Linked DNA regions of Homo sapiens: regions 2 and 3 are each linked to region 1. Evidence: chromatin loops called from intact Hi-C (ENCODE). Cell type or tissue: B cell. All regions are shown on one strand.

Evidence for each region. Hi-C counts contacts between places; a loop is a spot of excess contacts. Peaks named below come from ENCODE experiments on the same cell type or tissue, not always from the same donor. Only the 100,000 strongest peaks of a DNase experiment are listed, where the experiment ranks them.
Region 2: a loop joins it to region 1, with 5 times the contacts of the local background. A loop is called at or near these places in 23 of 110 quality-filtered maps.
Region 3: a loop joins it to region 1, with 3 times the contacts of the local background. A loop is called at or near these places in 42 of 110 quality-filtered maps.

Annotation. Positions count from the first base shown.
Region 1 is chr14:88,384,411-88,386,910 of GRCh38, reverse strand. It overlaps SPATA7 (spermatogenesis associated 7), which reads right to left and starts at 1,254. Exons shown (of 12, transcript NM_018418.5): 1 at 1,074-1,254. The coding sequence starts at 1,092. RefSeq lists enhancers at 1,062-1,381, 1,392-1,461, 1,492-1,571. In B cell, no CTCF peak of the experiment used is centred here; a DNase peak (open chromatin) is centred at 1,270; H3K4me3 peaks cover 1,929 bases; H3K27ac peaks cover 971 bases; H3K27me3 peaks cover 447 bases.
Region 2 is chr14:87,944,238-87,946,737 of GRCh38, reverse strand. GALC (galactosylceramidase) reads left to right here. Exons shown (of 17, transcript NM_000153.4): 14 at 1,005-1,185. Among named protein-coding and RNA genes, the nearest start is that of GALC, 48 kb to the left of the region's middle. In B cell, CTCF peaks have their summits at 1,311 and 1,517 (motif pointing left); a DNase peak (open chromatin) is centred at 1,557.
Region 3 is chr14:88,004,929-88,007,428 of GRCh38, reverse strand. GPR65 (G protein-coupled receptor 65) reads right to left here and starts at 2,294. Exons shown (of 2, transcript NM_003608.4): 1 at 2,207-2,294. RefSeq lists enhancers at 850-909, 1,710-1,879. In B cell, no CTCF peak of the experiment used is centred here; DNase peaks (open chromatin) are centred at 988 and 2,298; H3K4me3 peaks cover 2,406 bases; H3K27ac peaks cover 2,425 bases.

The DNA of each region.
Region 1 (2,500 bases):
TGTCAGAATAGTTTGCTGATCAATGAATAGTTATCTCCTACATTCGGAGTAGCACTTATTTTGATCAATGACTATATAATAAAGGCAGACTCATTCAAAGAAAGACATCAAGGAATCATCTAGCAGCTTGGTTTAAAGGCAGTCTTTTAAATAGATAAAAACACTGAATTGGGAGGGGCGGGGAGTCTATAAAGATTGCCTCATTTGACTCGAGGAAAGAATGATACTGGCTCAGAAAGTGTGAAAATGCAAATTATTTGGTTTGGGCCGATTTGTAGATATTTAAGATTGTATTTCCCCACCCCCAACCCCACCACATGATGTCCACCTGACTCAAGAAATCAGTAGAGAACAGGTGTATATGGTGAGTACGGATTGCTGCTAAAACTGCAGTCCGCTGACCAGCAACACCGCATTACTTGGAATTTATTATAAATGCAAAATCTCAGCCACCCCCAAGGGACCTACTGAATCATAATCTGCATTTTAACATGACCCTGAGGGGATTCCTATTCACAGAAAGTTACAGAAACCCTGGGTTACTCAGTAGCTTTGGGGGAGGTAGTTCGTTACTGGGAGATTTCGTATTTACTGACCACTTCAAATGCGCCAGGATCTTCTCTATATTATCTGCATTTAATCCTCAAGAACTCCATGGCCTGGGTATTTGACCCTCACGTTCAAGAGATAAGAAAACTGAGGGTCGTCTCCATGGAGAGCAGAGGGGTTTGATTTGGGGCCCGGGGAGGTCTGACTCCAAAGACCAAACCTGGTTCCTCTGCCTGGGAGCTACTGAGGTTTTAAAGGCTGCACGACCCTGAGTTCAGGAGACAGGGGCCCCTGGTGTCAGGGCGACAAATTCAGGGCAAAGAAGCGGACCTGCGAGGCTGGCAAGCAGGCTCTCCCTCTTCCTTTGCGCAGGCCTGGGCAGCTCCAGGCAACACTGGCGACTCAGCCAGGGGTAGGAAGCGCCCCAAGGGGCGGCCTTGCACTCAGCTGCCCGGACCCGAGGCTGGGAGCGCCGCCTGGAGCGAGGGGCGAGGCGGCGGTAGCCCCTGACAGCTGCCCTTTACCTCTCCGGCTGCCATCCATGCTTAGTCCTCTTGCAGCCGCCGCAGGGACACGCTGTATCCCCTTCGGTCCTTCCCGCGGCCGGGCCCAGCCCCGGCAGTGGAGGACTGGAAAAGAGGAGCCGACGGGGGCTGCAGCAGCAGGGAAACCGTTGCCAGGCCGTTGCTAAGGGCTGGGTCCAGTGAGTCGCTATTGTGACGTCACGGCGCAGGGGACGTGCGTTCCGCAGCCCCGCCTGCGGGATACCCGGTACTAGGAGGACAGTTGCGGACGGAGAGACCTGGCGGGGAAGGGGCATCGAGCCCCAGTCTGTTGCTCTGGGATCCTGCCAGTCTTCCGCAGAGCGACCTCCTGTCAGGATCCGAGTCACCAGCACCTGGCAGGCTCTGTCCCTGCGGGAAGAGCAGGGAGAGGAGGTGGACTCATCTGGCATCCACGTCCCCTGGGTCCCGGAGAAAAGTGAAACACAAATGTTAGCTGAGGTCAGGGTAACATTTAACCAGTTCCAAATAATTAAATTTCAAAGCAGTCCGTGAACTTTTGGATTAGTGAAAATCCTAGGGGTGAAAAACATCTACATATTTACATCTTAATTCTTAACCTTAATAATAAGTTTGAATTTCCTTTCTGCTCGCCAAGCTTCCCCGCTCCTGTCCCTGCCTCCCTTTTATCGTAAGTTTCAATCCATTTTTATTTATAATGGAAGAGAGCTGCAACATGAATAAGGGGTTGATTTATTGATGGCTTTCTATAATTTGTTTAATTTTGAAGCAGTTACCTTTGAATCCTTGGAAATAACGTCAGATCAGGGTAGGAAGCATTCTGTCATGTAAGACTTCTCAGCCCAAATGTCCATTGACATTTTGGGCTGGTTGTATAATTCTCTGTTGTGGGGGTGCTGTCCCTATGAACTGTTTTGTAGCATCCCTGTCCTCCGTTTACTAGAAGCAAGTAGCTTCTCAGAAGCAGACCCCACCCACTCCACCTCCAATCCTGACAGTCATAAATGTCTCCAGACATTGTGAAATATTCCCTGGGGGGCAAAATCGCAACTCTGTTGAGAACCACTGCTGTAATGAAAAGAGTCCTGGTTTTGGAACCAGATATGTAGAACTTAATTCTAAATTTTTTGCTACTTACCAGCTTGATCTTGAATTAGTTTCTAAAACTTTCTGAGCCCCAGTTTTCTCTTTTCTAATGTAGATTGTGAAAGTTGTCAGAATCAAAAATAGAGTCACATGTGTTAGAAAACCTGACAAGTGGAACTGGAGAAGGCCATGAAGGAGAGTTCTCATCCATGAATGCCTGATAATAAAACTATCACAAAATACTGCGAAAACCACAACCTTGCACAAAGACCTCCACCTTACCCAAAAAGATACTTCTATGAGGACATCTGTCCAGCAATTGTCTGTCCAACCTTGAACTG
Region 2 (2,500 bases), 440 kb after region 1:
ACACAGGGTCTTTAAAATCTGTTGCTCGCTTGGTTCTCTGTTAGCAAAAGTGACTTTTGCCTTCAGTAAGTGAGGAATCTGTGTGGGATATGGCCTAGATAATGAGATTGAAGAACTGCCAGCACCAAGACCAATATTTTGTGACCCTGAAGACTAAGAGGCAATTTCAAACCTTCAAATATAAAATGTAATACTTTATGAGCTACAATATAAATTTAAAACTAAGTTAAATATTATAAGCTAGGCTCTGGAGATACTTGTTAGGGTTCTAAATGTCTCAAATGAGGTAATGAATGCAAAAACACTTGGAAAAGCATGAGGTATAAGAGCTATAAGATATGTAAAATTTCTCCTCTACAGCATTCATTATTGTAAGACTATAATTTAATTTAGTAAAACTAAAAAGGGATTGATAACTTAGGCCCAAAACTGGTTTTTGCTGCAGTTTAGAAGTAGAAGAAAATTTGTAAATTTTATGCTTGATATAGTAAACCTTTCTTATGCTCTTTTGGCAGATGATTGTGACGCATGATTTGGAACCTTGCTTGACAGATATTAGAAATAATAAAGCTATCCCTTATTGAGCCCTTGCCAGGTGCTGGCTTATGTACCTGTTATCTTTTCTTTAATTCTCTTGTCCTCCTGCAAACCTGGAAATGAAGAAACTTTAGATGCAGGGCAGTTAAATAGCTTGTCCAGGGCGACAGACTGAACTCGAATTTGAATCTAGGTCTTACTTCAAAACTCATGACCTTTCCTCTACACCAGATGCCTGGATTAAATATTATGCAGCATCTATATGTCGAACTCATCATCTTGATATTTAGTAATGATGATACAAAAATTAATGTATCTTTATTAGACCTAGGCCCTAAACTTTGGTTTAGATTTTATTTATTTATTTAAAAGCTTTCAGAAGTGTTTCAGACATACTATAAAATATCAGCAAGGAGAGCTTCTGAAGGATTTGATACTAAACAGAGAATTTCTTACATTCTGAACAGATTACCCATTTTTTAGTGAAGCTCCAAACTTTGCTGATCAAACTGGTGTATTTGAATATTTTACAAATATTGAAGACCCTGGCGAGCATCACTTCACGCTACGCCAAGTTCTCAACCAGAGACCCATTACATGGGCTGCCGATGCATCCAACACAATCAGTATTATAGGAGACTACAACTGGTAAGATTGATGTTCTCAATGTGGATCTGGCTGAAATACCCTTGTAATATTGTCAGGTACATTTTGAAGTGAAGAGTTTTCAATGGTCCTCCTATTTCAAGAACCTAATAGATGTGTAATATGTAATATTAAGGGTTGTTGAATAGTATGGTGATGACCACAAAGCTGCAAATTGTTTTGCTGCCCCAGTGTCCTTCCCTCATTTTTGCCCTATTTAATAGTGATTATTACAGGAGCAATTTGATTCCAGTATAAAAACTAAGGACTTTTGGACCCAATTATAATTTAATATTTGTTTATAAATAGACGGATTTGTGAGGTATTTTTAAGTTTTTGTTTTGCTGGAGAGTTGATTTGTTGATCTGGTGTTGCCATCTAGTGGACCAATCTTAGAATTACACCGTCTTAGCCTTATTAAAAGATTTACCAGGTGACAGTAGATGGCAATAGTAAAAAGCTAATCAGCTTTAGTCGCCTAGTGAATTTAACTTTTTATTTAGTCATCTGGTAAAGAGACAAGTTATATTATTCACATAAAATATAATGCCAAACTAAAACTTTCCCTTCCTCTTTAGTTACAGAATTTCTATGTGCTGACTTATTCCACCTGTCATGTGTTTCTTTTTCATTTTTTCCTATAACTAGTATGATTCCACTGTGGGAAAAGAAACACATACACATTCCAGGTTTAGAGCTAGTACTAGTAATACCAAGCCACCAAAAAGCCATATCCGAAGCTTGGAAACTGGAGAGGGAAGAGAAAAGAATTCTGAAAAGAGCCTTGAATTGCCTGTCTATGGAGTGTGCAGAAAGTGTTTATCCCTCCTGAAGTGCCTTACTCCCAGTTAGAAATCCTGATTCTAGTCCCAAGCTCTGACATAAGTCTTAAGAAACTTTTAGTTATCCAGAGCCCCTGGAACCCTTATAACACTATGAAGAGTTATTGAGGTGCAGTGAAGAATTCCTTCCTAATTTAGGATGACATTTGTGGCTTGTGTTTTTACGCAGAATTTCTGCTTGTCCCATTGTCTCTGAGGTGGAAACTTTACCTAGATTTTCCAGTTATGGTAGTGGAGTTCTTGGCATCCTTATTTGTGACTGATGGTCTTATTTTAAGTCCAGTGGCTGGGTTTAAGTGTCCAAGGCCTGGGTCCCATTGTTTTGATCTCCAGTTTTGAAGTCGCCGTATAGGAAACTTTTTTTTCTGTGACATCCCCTATACCCCATGCACTTGAATACCATAGAGGGCTCTTTCTAAACTCAAACTCAATCTTATTTCTGGCTGGGACTCCAAAAAGATTGAGAAGCCCCTTAA
Region 3 (2,500 bases), 380 kb after region 1:
GGACATGGGAAAATATAAGAGATATGGAGAAAAGGTGAAAAGGGTGGCATATACATAATTGGAATTCCATAAAGATCGAAAAGAGAGAATGTTGAAAAGGCAATATTCACAAAGATGATGAGCTTTCTAGAACTGATGAAGGAATCTTGAGGATGGATGAAGAATCCTCATGCATCTTCAATCCTCATGAAATCTGCAGATTTATGAAGCTTAGAAAATCCCAAATAGGATTAAAAACACAAAAATGGAAACCTATACTTAGACACATTGCAATAAAATTGCAGTTCACCAAAGACTAAGGAAAAAAGAGCCAGAGAGGAAAGATGGACTACCTATGAAGGATGGAATTTAGACGGACAAAAGACTTCTCAACAGCGATAACAGACAGCAGAAGATTAAAAGTTCCAAATTGCTAAGAAAATATATGTCATCCTATAATTATATACTCAACAGAACTAAATTTCAAGGACCAGAGCAAGAATTAGGACATTTTCAGGTAAACTACCACTCAGAACATTTACATCCAAAATCCCCACTAAAGAAACTTCTAAAGGATATAACTGAAGTAGGAAAAGGACACTAGGGTAATGTCTGCGATGCAGGAAGATTGAATCAGCCCCCGCGGATGGGACTCTGATGCACACACAACACGTCCAACACCAGGCTCATGTGTCTTGGGAAGAACACCTGAACCATGAAAACATCCTCCCCTTAAGACCAGGACCGAGAAAGTCGGGTAATGGGCAGCATGTGCCTCTTCCTCCTTTGTCCGTGTTACTCAATAGATAGTCATCATTTTCTTTAAAAATGGTATGACAGATTAAATGAAAAAATGATTTTTAGAAAGGTTTATAAAGTTTTCAATGGAATACATTTCTCTAGCTGTAAAAGCATTTCCTGCCTTGACTTAACCACAAGACAGGATGGGTTGATGAAGCAGAGGCCCTCTTCTTTGTAGTGACGCAGAGGCAGTACAGGCTTGTGGTTAAGAGCGTGGGCTCTGGAGACAATTCGAATGCCTCTCAACAGCACTCTGGGCCCATTGGTGTTTCTTCACCTCTCTAAGTTCCAGTTTTCACATGTGTAAGTTAGTACCCAGTTTCTAAGATTGTTGTGAGGGTTAAATGAAACGACATATGAAGCAAAGTTCCTAGCACATGGGAGGCATTCACTGTACGTTAGCTGGTAATATTGTTTTAATGACATTGGTAGTCTGCACCAATCTTTGTGCTGTCCCCTACATTTTCTGAAAAGAAATCATCTTTAGTCATCTAGCCACAGCATAGCAGAAAAGCTGGAGGTGCTCAGAGTGTAATTTATATGGTAACACTTCACGTATAATACTAGGCTCTGCAGATAATAGTTGTTCATTTAATTTGGGTGGATCTGAGATTTTAGTGGAATACTGTATATAATTCCTATTACAGTATTCACATATCTTTTCAGATATTATTTTGCCTCCTTTAATCAAATTTTGAGAAAATTGTTTTTAGAACAAGCACTGAGAAATTTTGGTGAGTTTTTAATTTTTTAATTTTTACCAGATGTCAAAAAAGACAATCTACAGTATATTAAAGTATATCTATTCTTGAACAGATCTAAAAATAGTACAAATCATTGATGACGATGACCAAAAGTACAATATTTTCCTACAGTGTTATAGAAAATGCTTGCTTTCATCTATCAGTTTAATAGTTACTTATTAAGACTCTACTATATATTTCAGGCACTGTGGTAGTCACTTATTAACTAATAATTATTACTTGACATTTATTAATACTGGAAATATTCTTTCCTAATATCACATTTTTTTCTGATGGATATAAAAAGTATTTACTGGACCATTGTACAGATGAGGGATTGGTGCCAGATAGCTCTAAAGCCAGGGGCTGGTAGGCTTCTTCCTAATACTGAATGAAGTTTGCCAAAGCACTGTTTCCTGAAAAGAAAATAAAGTATGAACAACCCCCTTTTTCTATATCTATGGTTTTGCCTAATTAGTTCTAAATTTAAAGTTTGGCCCTTTACCACTGCTCAAAGTAGAGGAAACCATGTGTCTTCCTCATTTCTTTCTCTCTTATCATGCTTTGCATTACCACATTTATACAGCCTAAACCAGGAAGAATGTTGCGAACATCACTGACAATTATGCCAAAGCATGTTATCTACTTTAAAATATTATTTTATTTTTTAATCTTATACTTACCCATATTTCTTCCGGTGATGTGTTTGTTGACTGAGGAGCTTGATAAATCTGTGCCTGCATCAAGTCAAGAAGAGAAACCAACACTGCTGAGGGGACAGGAAATTGCACTCATATTTCAGCACAAACCAATGAGGAAGCAGCATCTCAATGAGAAGGGTGTGCGTTATCCAAGTTTGAACAAAAAAAGTCTCTTAAATACTTTTAAAGATGTTTTTATTTATTGTTTACTGTACTGTAATTTTTATAACTCACTTGTCTCATTGCATCTTAATTACAAGTATGTACTGATATTAT